Regions from separate parts of the Homo sapiens genome. Here region 2 is linked to region 1. Evidence: chromatin contacts called from ENCODE Hi-C data. All regions are on one chromosome and are shown on one strand. Each heading gives the region's core, a stretch centred on a gene start or an enhancer-like site at or near the end of the contact. The rest is flanking DNA. Distances are from core to core; before and after follow the strand shown.

What was found. Hi-C counts contacts between places; a loop is a spot of excess contacts on that map. Pooled maps may share reads with other maps.
Region 2: a loop to region 1 is called in a map with no recorded cell type, with 29 times the contacts of the local background. The contact joins two enhancer-like sites. A Hi-C loop is called at or near these places in 3 of 37 single-sample maps with no recorded cell type and 2 of 50 pooled maps.

What each region holds. Positions count from the first base shown.
Region 1 is chr5:33,847,045-33,853,192 of GRCh38, reverse strand. The region is part of intron 2 of ADAMTS12 (ADAM metallopeptidase with thrombospondin type 1 motif 12); the gene reads left to right. Among named protein-coding and RNA genes, the nearest start is that of ADAMTS12, 42 kb to the left of the region's middle. RefSeq lists an enhancer at 2,790-3,291. Within about 2 kb of position 2,997, at least 4 of the 41 ENCODE cell types and tissues checked have a DNase peak (open chromatin) inside an H3K27ac peak, as active enhancers do.
Region 2 is chr5:35,902,768-35,908,447 of GRCh38, reverse strand. It overlaps CAPSL (calcyphosine like), which reads left to right. Exons shown (of 5, transcript NM_001042625.2): 5 at 3,802-4,160. The coding sequence ends at 3,903. Among named protein-coding and RNA genes, the nearest start is that of CAPSL, 33 kb to the left of the region's middle. RefSeq lists an enhancer at 3,754-3,853. Within about 2 kb of position 3,592, at least 2 of the 41 ENCODE cell types and tissues checked have a DNase peak (open chromatin) inside an H3K27ac peak, as active enhancers do.

The DNA of each region.
Region 1 (6,148 bases), core at 1,748-4,247:
TAAATATTCTCTTAAGAGATTGTTAGTGTGGAGTTTTCCAAGGTGGTGATTAAAATCTATGTGTAACAGGGCAGTGGCAAAACAAGAATTAGGCTCCCTGCTCGGTTCCGGGAGGACAGTACCCATGCAGACAGGGCTGCTGACAGCAGTGCACCCTGGGGACGGCAGGGGTAGGGGCAGGAGGCATGGCCCCTGCTCCTGAGGGGCTGTGGCCACCTTGCCTCTGTTAAGTTCTAGACCCCTGACTAAATGAATGGGGATTTAGAGAAGGTATGCATGTGTTTTTTTTGTGTGTCTCCATAAACTGCAGCCATCCTGTCTGTTTGCCTTTTTATTGATGATACCTGTTATTTGCTTTTAAGCCCTTTCAAATAATCAAATACTGAAAATCTTCCTTTCAACAAACACATACAAATGACCTTCTTAGCTTTTTTCCCAATGGTGTATGTTGCTGGATTTGCTTATTTCCCTCCTTGAGAGATTTCAGACATTTACTTTAATAGAGTGAATTTCATACACTAGTGCTTCCTACCAGACCGTTTCTCTAACTTGCAGACTGCACATTTCCATGTAGACATTCCTTCATAGTTCTGCAATTAAATTGGCTGGGAGGACAATAAACTATTTTCAGAAACAGATTTATCAGATTATGAAATTTCATACTAAACGGCCGCATTTGGTGTCACTGATTCCTCCCTTTACCCATTCTCCATCCACTCACCCTCTGTACCCTGTTTATGGCAGATTTTTCTCTAGACTGTTTTTTCCCGTTTGATTTCTGCTTTGGCCGTAAGAAATGAGTCACTTAATTTTAAAATGCACAACTTTCAGTCTCTTAGTGGGTCATCAGATACTACTATCTTTCTTCCAAGCAGCCTTTCTTTCTTCTAGAAAACCTTTTTAAAAACTTTTTAAAAGTTTACCACTGATTCTTTCTCTTTCTGGTCCTTCAGTATTCTCAGCCGATCTCTAAGGACTTTTTTTTTCTGTTTACCAAACTGAGCTTTCTGGGAATTTTCTTTGGCTTTTCTTTCTCTTCCTTGGTCTTTGTTTTAGTTGTTTTTACAATTTGGTTTTGTTGTTGTTGTTGTTGTTAGCACATTTGCAGAAGAAACACAGGAGGTTAAACTGTTAGATAATATAAGGCTTAGGAATAGTCAGTGGTCTCTTATCTTTTCCAACCTCTACAGAGCTTGATAAGGAAAGAATATGGGGAATGTGCCACTCATGGCAGAGCTTCCGGACAAATTAGAGTTGATTGATAAGCAGGCTATGGTGTGTGTGTGTGTGCTTGCACATGCGTGTGTGCACATGAGCATGTGTATGCCCATACTGGGAGTAGCTAATGCAGAATAAGTCTGCAGAAAGGGGTTTTACCTGAACGTATGGTGCAGAATAAATGAATGAAATCAGCTAGGCTTACTGAAAAAGACATAAAAGCATCTCTGCATCTTTTTTCTTCATTTATTTGAAATTGCATTGCAGCAGAGGGCACATCTGATCTTGGAGGTTGGATATTGTGGGGGACTGGGCAGCAATCCAGTATCCCTTCTGAGCAGATACTCTTTTCTATCTGGAAGGTTGTGATAACAGTTGCTTTGGCAATGACCAGAGGAGGATTTGAGATGTATCGGTGAGTGCTTTACATCCCTCCTCTGGAAAGGATTCTCTCTTTTACTAGTAAATCCTTTTAATTCAATTAGTTAATTCAACTGTTTCAATAAAGAGATTCAAATTTGACAAATAGACTCCTCTTTCCTTTTATTTTATTTTATTTTTTTGAGATGGAGTCTCGCTGTGTCACCCAGGCTGGAGTGCAGTGGCGTGATCTCGGCTCACTGCAAGCTCTGCATCCTGGGTCCATGCCATTCTCCTGCCTCAGCCTCCCGAGTAGCTGGGACTACAGGTGCCCACCACCATGCCTGGTTAATTTTTTGTATTTTTAGTAGAGATGGGGTTTCACCACGTTAGCCAGAATGATCTCGATCTCCTGACCTCGTGATCTGCCTGCCTCGGCCTCCCAAAGTGCTGGGATTACAGGCATGAGCCACTGTGTCTGGCCTCCTTTTATTTTTATTGCTAGCTTAGTCCACTGTGATTTAGGCTTAAGACTTCAGAAGAGTACTCTGTCATGCGCAAGCACTGGACTTGGAGTTGGGAGACCTGAAGTTTATGCCTGAATGCTCCCATCTAGCCAGAAGCTCTAAGAGAAGTTTCTTAACACTCAAGATTCCAGCTTCTTTTTCTGGGAAATGAAGGCTAATTCCTAAGATCTTATAGAACTCAGGAACTCTGACCAAAGCATATCACCTCATGGGGTGATACGTGCAAAATTAGGTATATAGTTGTTTGTTTTATTGGTGGGTGACCTTAGACAAGACTTCGCCTCTTTAGATCTATTACTTTGGGTGAACTGGATCCTTGCAGCCCAGGGACCAGCAGGATGGGAAAAAACTCTCTCTTTGACCTTTGAATCTGAAAAACTAAACAGTCAAAAAATATGAAGGTGAGAAATAATATCCTAGCCCAGGTCATCCAGAGTAGATATTTACACTGTAACATTTTCTGTGCTGTGGACATGGATGGTGGCAGCATGATGCTGGTATCAGACTGTTCCTGTGAGGAAAAGGCTGCTGCAATGAGAGAGGCCTATGGTGTCGAGAGCCTGTTGGGCTTTCCAGGTAGGCAGATTTCAGTCATTAGCTCTGTAACTTTGGGCATGTTAGCTCTGAGATTGTAAAAGGGGCTGACAGCACCTGTTTTGGTTGGGAGGATGGGTGTGTAGCACTTAGCATAGTGCCACACCAAGAACTCTCTTGTGAAAGGGAACAAGAAGGCCTCCCAGAGGTCGCCGTGGCCAGCTTCCCCTGAGGTCTGATTAATCCTCTCTTTTAGTGAAACTTTCTGCTGAGTCATTGTGTCTGAAACCCAGAGGCATGTGAGACCATGCCACATCCTGGGTCAGGAAGTCCCCTTTCACCTGCTTAACCGATGTGCAGGTGACGGACCATTAGACGCTCGTGGTAAGGGTGGGTCACAGTCTGGTGGTGAGATCTGCTCCGTACAGACGATATGGTAAGAACAGATCATCTATTGAGAGTGAAAATCTCCGTGAGAGGAATCTAGGCTTTTCCCCCTTCGTTTTATAATACGTTTAGCAGGTAATAAGTTCACATGCTACAAAACTTAAAAGATAAAAAGGATTTACACTATAAAATACATCTCCCACCTGCCTCTGCTACTAGTATAGTGTGTGTATATATTATATACACATGCTATCTATATGTAGGTAATACATATATAATATGCTATGCAATACATATATATATTGATACAATGTATATTGCTATGCAATACATATATATTGATACAATGTATATATTGCTATGCAATACATATATAGATACTATATATTGCTATGCAATACATATATAGATACTATATATTGCTATGCAATACATATATAGATACTATATATTGCTATGCAATACATATATAGATACCATATATTGCTGTGCAATACATATATAGATACTATATATTGCTATGCAATACATATATATTGCTATGCAATACATATATATTGCTATGCAATACATATGTGTATTGCTATGCAATACACATGTGTATTGCTATGCAGTACATATATGTATATATTGCTATGCAATACATATATATATATTGCTATGCAATACATATATATATATTGCTGTGCAATACATATATATATATTGCTGTGCAATACATATATATATTGCTATTCAATACATATATATATTGCTGTGCAATACATATATATATATTGCTGTGCAATACATATATATATTGCTATTCAATACATATATATATTGCTATTCAATACATATATATATAGCTATGCAATACATATATATATATTGCTATGCAATACATATATATATTGCTATGCAATACATATATATATATTGCTATGCAATACATATATATATATTGCTATGCAATACATATATATATATTGCTATGCAATACATATATATATTGCTATGCAATACATATATATATTGCTATGCAATACATATATATATATTGCTATGCAATACATATATATATTGCTATGCAATACATATATATATTGCTATGCAATACATATATATATATTGCTATGCAATACATATATATATATTGCTATGCAATACATATATATATATTGCTATGCAATACATATATATATATTGCTATGCAATACATATATATAGATGTCTCTTCTCAACAGCTTAGATGAAAACACCACGATATATATATATCATGTGTGTGTATAATATATACACATTAAAGCTACTTAGGTGATTCTGGTGCAGCCAGGTTTGTAAGCTAATAATCTACGTTCTAGATTCATATTTTCTCTTCTGCTTCTCCAAGGCCTGCCCTCCCACTTCTCTTTTTCAGTGCTAATACTTGCAATCACCCTAGGTGATAGACACTCAAAATACTTCTGCTAAGAATAGAAGCCTGCTTGCATTTTCCCTAGGCAAGTTGTCATTGGGGCAACTGATTCAGAATACATCTCAACAATTCCAACAACCTCAAGTAACCTGTATAAAAGATAGGACTCTCTGAAGTCCAGTTTTGCAACTAATACCAATGAGGGAAACACAAATTTGACTTCTCAGGATTGGAGAGAAACATTTCTCATGATGTAGACATGTGTATCATAGGAAACATCCTACAGACAGTTTTCTTAAAATCTTGTATAGATCTTGTTCTTGTCTTCAACATTTCACATTCACATTCACAGAAGCTTCTGAAATCCCTCCATCTTTCACCTCACTATGTCGCTTGTTTGTCTATCCTCTGCCCTCATGTTGACTTCCTGTTGGGTGACAACTGGCACTTCAGGTTCTGGATTCTGGCTGAGCTGAGACACTCCAAGGTGGCTGGTGGTGGTCTGGGCAACTCCAGGTACTCAGGCATTTCCTTGCTTCACTTTTTTTTTTTTTTAAACAGAGTCTTACTCTGTTACCCAGGCTGGAGTGCAGTGGTGCGATCTTGGCTCATTGCAACCTCCGCCTCCTGGATTCAAGCGACTCTCCTGCCTCAGCCTCCTGAGTGGTTGGGATTACAGGCACCTGCCACAATGCCCTGCTCCTTTTTTTGTATTTTTAGTAGAGATGGGGTTTCACCATATGGGCCAGGCTGGTCTCAAACTCTTGACCTCAAGTGATCTGACCACCTTGGCCTCCCTAAGTGCTGGGATTACAGGTGTAAGCCACTGCACCTGGCCATTGTTTCACTCTTTATGGAAGGGAGAGGATATCCTTGGAAACACAATTTCTTCCTGTGACAGATCTTTGGTGAATACAGTCTTCTACCTCATTCACCTTACAGGTGCTGTGCCCACCCATTAAAGGTGGCCTGTTTTCTGGTAACAGCTTCACCTGAGCCTCTCCAAGGCCCTCTTTGCCTAACTTACTGCTACTTTTATCTTCCTTGGCAGTTAAGTAATCCTATACTTGATCATTTGGGTATAATCATTCTGGGTTTGATCCAGTCCTTGAAACTTCCTTTTCTTTCTTTCTTTCTTTTTTTTTTTGAGATGGAGTTTTGCTCTTGTTGCCCAGGCTGGAGTGCAATGGCGCGATCTCGGCTCACCACAATCTCCATCTCCCGGGTTCAGGTGATTCTCCTGCCTCAGCCTCCCGAGTAGCTGGGATTATAGGCATGTGCCACCTTGCCCGGCTAATTTTTGTGTTTTTAGTAGAGACGGGGTTTCTCCATGTTGGTCAGGCTGGTCTCCAACTCCCGACCTCAGGTGATCCACCAGCCTAGGCCTCCCAAAGTGCTGGGATTACAGGCGTGAGCCACAGTGCCTGGCCGAAACTTCCTGTTTTTTATTAGTGTCCTGTGGGCAGTGAACATGTGGTCTGGCCAGGCTTGCATGAAGGTGCTACCCTTGAGTCTGGACATGGGTAGAAATGCTTGTGGATACGTGAAGATCCACATATCTCTGAGATAGATCTACACATCTGTAACATAGCACCTTTAACATTTTCCTTCTCTCAGGGCCTTTGTGCTGGATTAGGGCTTCACTCTCAGTTCTTCTCACAGGCCAACTTGGGAGTTCTACTGTAGGACAGACCCCCACGAAGTTGTTTGTTTTCCCTTTCTGGAA
Region 2 (5,680 bases), core at 2,343-4,842, 2.1 Mb before region 1:
ACATCACCCCTTTTGATATTTATCTTAAGAAGCCACATTAAGCTCTCAAAAGCTCATAAAGGTTATTGAGGTTTTTAGCAGTTATAGCACTTGATGTCATCTGCATGTTACAGACCCTGTATTGATACCCAACTCTGGCTGTTCATAATCATCATCAGGGAGGATTTATTAGTAATGTAGATTCCTAGCTGCACTGCAGAACCACAGAATCTGATTTTTTGGAGGATGGAGTCCAAGGCTTTACATTTTAATGTGTACCAGATGACTCTTACACTCACGTGTATTTGTGATCCTTAGCTCTAAAAGATTCAGAAATAACTGTTTTAAAATTACTAAATATAATATACACATGACCCCATTTAGCATAATAATGAATCTGGGCAACACTTTTTGAGCACATATCAACTGGGCATTTGCTAAGGGCTTACCAGGGATATCTCATTTAATAGACATAATAAAAGTGTTTCTGAAAAGTGATGTGTAATTCAAACTTTCGCACACTGAATTGTATTTTAAATGCACAAGAAATTGTTGTTGTAGAGGAACTCCATGGTAAATTCTTTTATGAGAAGAATAATTAGCTTCTAAAATTTACCTCTTGCAAATTGCACTATTTTGCATATTAAGATTGCTTGTGGTGAAGCATAGCTGTACTTGAAGCCAGTGTGCTCATTTATGGTTAAAAACATCCCATATAAGACAAAATTTAAAATAATGCAAAAAATTTAGCATAGCTCCTAGCTAAAGGTAATGTTCAAACTTGATAATCTAGGTTAAACTCTCAAATACCCATAAAGGTTGCTGGAGTTTCAGCAGTCACGGAATTTGATGTCATAAATCTTGCACTAATACCTCACTGGACTCCCATAGCAGCCGGAAGCCATTTGGATGGAGGTGTGAAGCAATCAGATAACCTGTGACACAGACTTTCCTTACCCCTTTTCTATCACTAAACCCCACCACAATTTGGTGAGACATTTACTTCTTATTCTTTAATATCTAAGTTTTGAATTCTTCATGTGTATATATGACTTTATCATCACTATATTTTTAAAAAGCCTCTTAGGACTTTAGACCTTCAGGGAATATCAGTCTATTGCCTCATCCATCTCATAAAAAATTTTTAAATAATTAAAAATATGTTAGGTATATTACTGAGTGTATGTATTAATAGTAACCTAGATTTGTTTTAGGATTTTTCTGATGAATTTGGAGCTGAGAAAAAGGGCTTGTATTGTGACTTCCATTACCCCCATCTGGGACCTTTCCTTGTATATATGATATATATCTTGTCACATAAAGGTAGCCTAGTCAAGAGGCCTGCTAAAAGTAGGAGTGCCCAGTCTCTCATTTTTTTCTAATGTCAAATAAAATGAATAAGGATAGTGATTATTGCTAACCAACAATTTACTATGATGAGGGCAAATTTACAGGAGATCAGAGAATTTGCGATTCAGGCCATTCCCAATATAAGTTGAGTCTCAGAAAACAAGCAAACACCTAGCTAAGAGTAACTGATGGCTTTTTCTGAAATGATCAAATACATTAGCTCTGACCTCTGGCTTGACGTCATCTGACTTCCAAGTGAGGTTTAATGCTTCCTTTATCTTTTGCCCATCTTGGATTCCTTCTCCATTCTCCAACAGAGCCAACTCAACTCAGGTCACCCCATCCCACTGGGGGAGTTTGGGATGGAAGGATGGGTGACGATACCAGTCTCAATCATGTATTGGTGTTTCAGTTAGGGTTTGCTTTCAATTGCAAGAAATAGGAAATCTTATTATACACTGGAATACACAAATTAGGTTTTATTTTTTATTCTACTTGATGTTCTCACTTGAGTGGCTTAAAGAGAGCAGAGCTGAAGTCTTTGTGATTTTCCTGGCCTTTCCTTCATGATCTCAAGATGGTTGCCTAACTTCAGCCAGCACATCTGAGTTTCAGGCAGCAGGACAAAGGAGGGAGAAGGAGGGAACGAGAAAGGGCTGGAGCCTGCATCAGGAAAGCAAAGGCTTCCCTAGAAATTCATGTCAAATTTCCTTTGTATCTTATTGGTGAGAACTCTATTACTTGGCCATCCCAAGCTGAAGCTGCAGAGGAGTCTGGGAAAGTGAGTTTTGAGTTTTTCAACTTCTGTGGGAGAGAAAAGCTAGGGATAGGATTATTACAGTGGATGTGGAGGGAGTCTCATTCAATGGCTGTCATCCCTGGCCAACAAACAGACAATAGAAACAATAACAAACTAAAAATATCGGGAGTTTGATAATTTTTAATTAAAAAATAATTAGCTGTAAAAAATGTTCCTCAAACTGTCATGGTAAAGTGCACCGTCAAAATGGCTCAGGGTCTCGTGGGTAACTCTTTTAGTTTACTTGCTATTTGCTGTAAAATGATCCACTTACTTTGTTGGAGTATTTCACCAGCCTGCAACTTTTTGAGGACTGAGACTTTATCTTAATTATCTTTGATATTCCCAGTTAAATTACTGTAGTGTGCACAACAATTAACTGGGATGTTTAGATTTTTAAGAAGTAAATTCCACAACCACCTGCTTCAGAGATTCTGATTTAGCAGGTGTGGGGTACAGCCTGTGGGCCTAGGCTTATGACAGACACCCCAGGTTGTCCTGATGCAGGTGGTGTGGACCCACACTGATAAACATTTCCCTGGAACCTCACACAACATGAGAAAGATAGAAAGAGGGCAATAATGATGTGTGAAACTTAATGTAATCCCTTAATGAGGGAATTGAAAAGCAGAGGCTGAGGAATCCAAAGGAGGAGAGGAATAAAGAAGTTCAACAAAGGGGGATGCTAATGGTATCCTAATTTTGACAGAGGCTCTATGCATGTATTGTAGATGTGTATTTACAGTTCAACTATGAGCTGAGTTCAAATGCCTTTCTTTCTACTGCCCTTCCTTATGTTTTTAGTGGGAAGGGGTGGTATGAAAGACAACTGTGGATCCAGTGACTTTTCTTTTCTGGTCACTTATAATTTCAATAGGACCAGTGGGTCAGTCATCTCTTATGATTCTTGGAAGGCATAGGTATGTCCCCAACCGATCATGTCAACCAACATGATTAAATTAGAGTGTACATATTATCTAGACCTGTTAAAAATAAGACTAATAACTGTCTTTTCTCCTTCCCCAAAGGAAAGTAATATAAAATCCCCACACAGATAAACACATTAGTCAATATTTCAAAGAGATGGTCATGGGTGTAGAGTGGAGAGAAGCCAGGATGGGTGGGAGGCATGAAGCAGGGGTAAGCTTTTTATTCACCCTGGGCCTTGAATGAGTTATTTATGTGTTAGAAAAGCATGCAACCCGGGAGCGTTTAACTAGAAATCTGTTTCTTCACCCACAGGAGAGAACTCCATTTTTGGAAAGGGAAAACATCACTTACCCTGACACAAGGACATGACATGTTGTTTCTGACGTGTCACAGAAAGACAGAAATAACTACAGTTGCAGAGCACTTCCTTCTTACTCTGAGTTTCAGTCTCCCTTACCTGAACCGACGGGCTCCCACCCTTAGACAAAAGATGACAACCTATGCGTCACTTTCCATTTAGGTTGGCTTAGAAACTTTCAAGACTTTCTTTCTCTCTTCCTAGGTGCTGTTCTCACACCATCCTCAGCTTCACTTGTTCTTTTGTTTTAGATCAGTTCCTCAGCCATGATCACATACACAAAGAAATCCTCTATTTCCCTTCTATTTACAGGTGCACAAGGTGGGCGCCCATTGACAGAGTGAGAAGCAAAGTTTCGTTTTTGTTTCTAACTTTTCCACTGCAGGTGACCCCTGAGGAGTTCATGAACTACTATGCAGGTGTGAGCGCATCCATTGACACTGATGTGTACTTCATCATCATGATGAGAACCGCCTGGAAGCTTTAAGCACATGACCTGGGGACCAGGCCCTGGGACAGCCATGTGGCTCCAAATGACTAAATGTCAGCTCAAAAACCAGAATCGTATTTGATTTCACACTCATCCTAATGTTTTTTTCTGTGTCAAAATATTGCATTTTCTGGGGCCAAAAAACAGGCAGAAATAAAAGACATTGAGTAGCCAACTGTGAGTTTGCCTTGCCTAAGACTGTTTCCTTTGTTCTAAAATAGGACTTAAATAAAATGAGCTCTGTAAAGCTCCTAGTGCTGTGCTGATACATGCAGGTGTCTAATCAACTTTAGGTTTTATCCCTTGGCCATTAATGAAAGCTTGAGTATTTTAATTAAAACCCTCACCCATGCACCCATAGTTTTTCTTCACCTCCTTTTAGATGATCCTTTTCTAGGTGAGATGATAATATATCTCTTTTTATGACTGATTGTAAGTCTTTAAGTGTTTCAGTCTCATTTGGGGACCAGAAGAAGACCACGTGTTAGCCTCAATTTCTACAAGCAAATCTTGAGTTTCACTGCTTAGGGTTTAGGGAAGCCGCAGTTTGACAAATAGATTCAAAATGATTTATTTAATAGTCATTTTAAAGACTGGTGTGAGTGAGGAGGCTATTTCTTTGAGCAGTAGATCCACGCCTGTTCATGGTACTCCTGTGGCTGAAGTTTTGAAACTGGGCTGGGCGCTCAGATTTTATCTGGGACATCTTGCGCTGTGTGTGGGCAGGCTATTCCAGAAAGCCTTCACCTGGTGGAATGTTTATCTCTCCCCTCTCTGCTTTCTGCCAATTGTGTTGAAATTCCCACCAGCAAGGGCTGGGTGCAGTGGCTCACGCCTGCAATCCCAGTACTTTGGGAGGCTGAGGTGGGTGGATCACCTGAGGTCAGGAGTTCAAGGCCAGCCTGTCCAACATGGTGAAAACCCTGTCTCTACTAAAAATAAAAAAATTAGCTGGGCATGGTGGCACATGCCTGTAATCTCAGCTACTCCAGAGGCTGAGACATGAGAATTGCTTGAACCCGGGAGGCAGAGGCTGCAATGAGCTCAGATCATGCCACTGCACTGCACTCCAGCCTAGAGCAAGACTCTGTCTCAAACAAACAAACAAACAAACAAAAATTCCCACCAGCACAAGGAGGTTGGGTGTGACACGGACTAGGATTTCAATAATATTCCAAAGCAGGTTTTCCATCTTGATGCTTCATGGCTTAACACCTCCTCCTCCCAGCACTAAGCTTTGGCTTCATATCGTTGATGTGTAGGACTCTGCCCATGAAAGGCTACTAGAAGCAAAGATAGCCCAGAGGCTGGAAAATAGATAAGAAAACTACAGCTCTCCTTCTGTGTCTTCTGTATCTAGGGCCAGAGATAAAAGCACAGTGACCAGCCTCTGGTTATGGTGCTGGAGACAATGCCCACCCACCTTGCTGCTGGGTGAAATACCTCCTTTTGACTCTGTCCTTAGCTGCACTCATCCCCCAGTTTGCAGACAGGATTGGGTTAATAGTCTTCTTTAAGATCTTATATACTTAATTGGCTCTGGATTTAGGGATTGAACACACTTGCCATATTTTGTATCAATTCACTGTTTAGGTTTTATTTCATACGCTTGGAAGTTGAGATTCGGATATGTATTAATTTAAAACATGTGAAAACCAGTGCTGCTACATAGGCATTATAGTAGTTATTAAGTAACTTGTTGAGATGCTCAACTTTTTCTTGAGGATGGTGTATCCCCGTATTACCAGAAACTAGTTTTGTTTTTGTTTTTGTT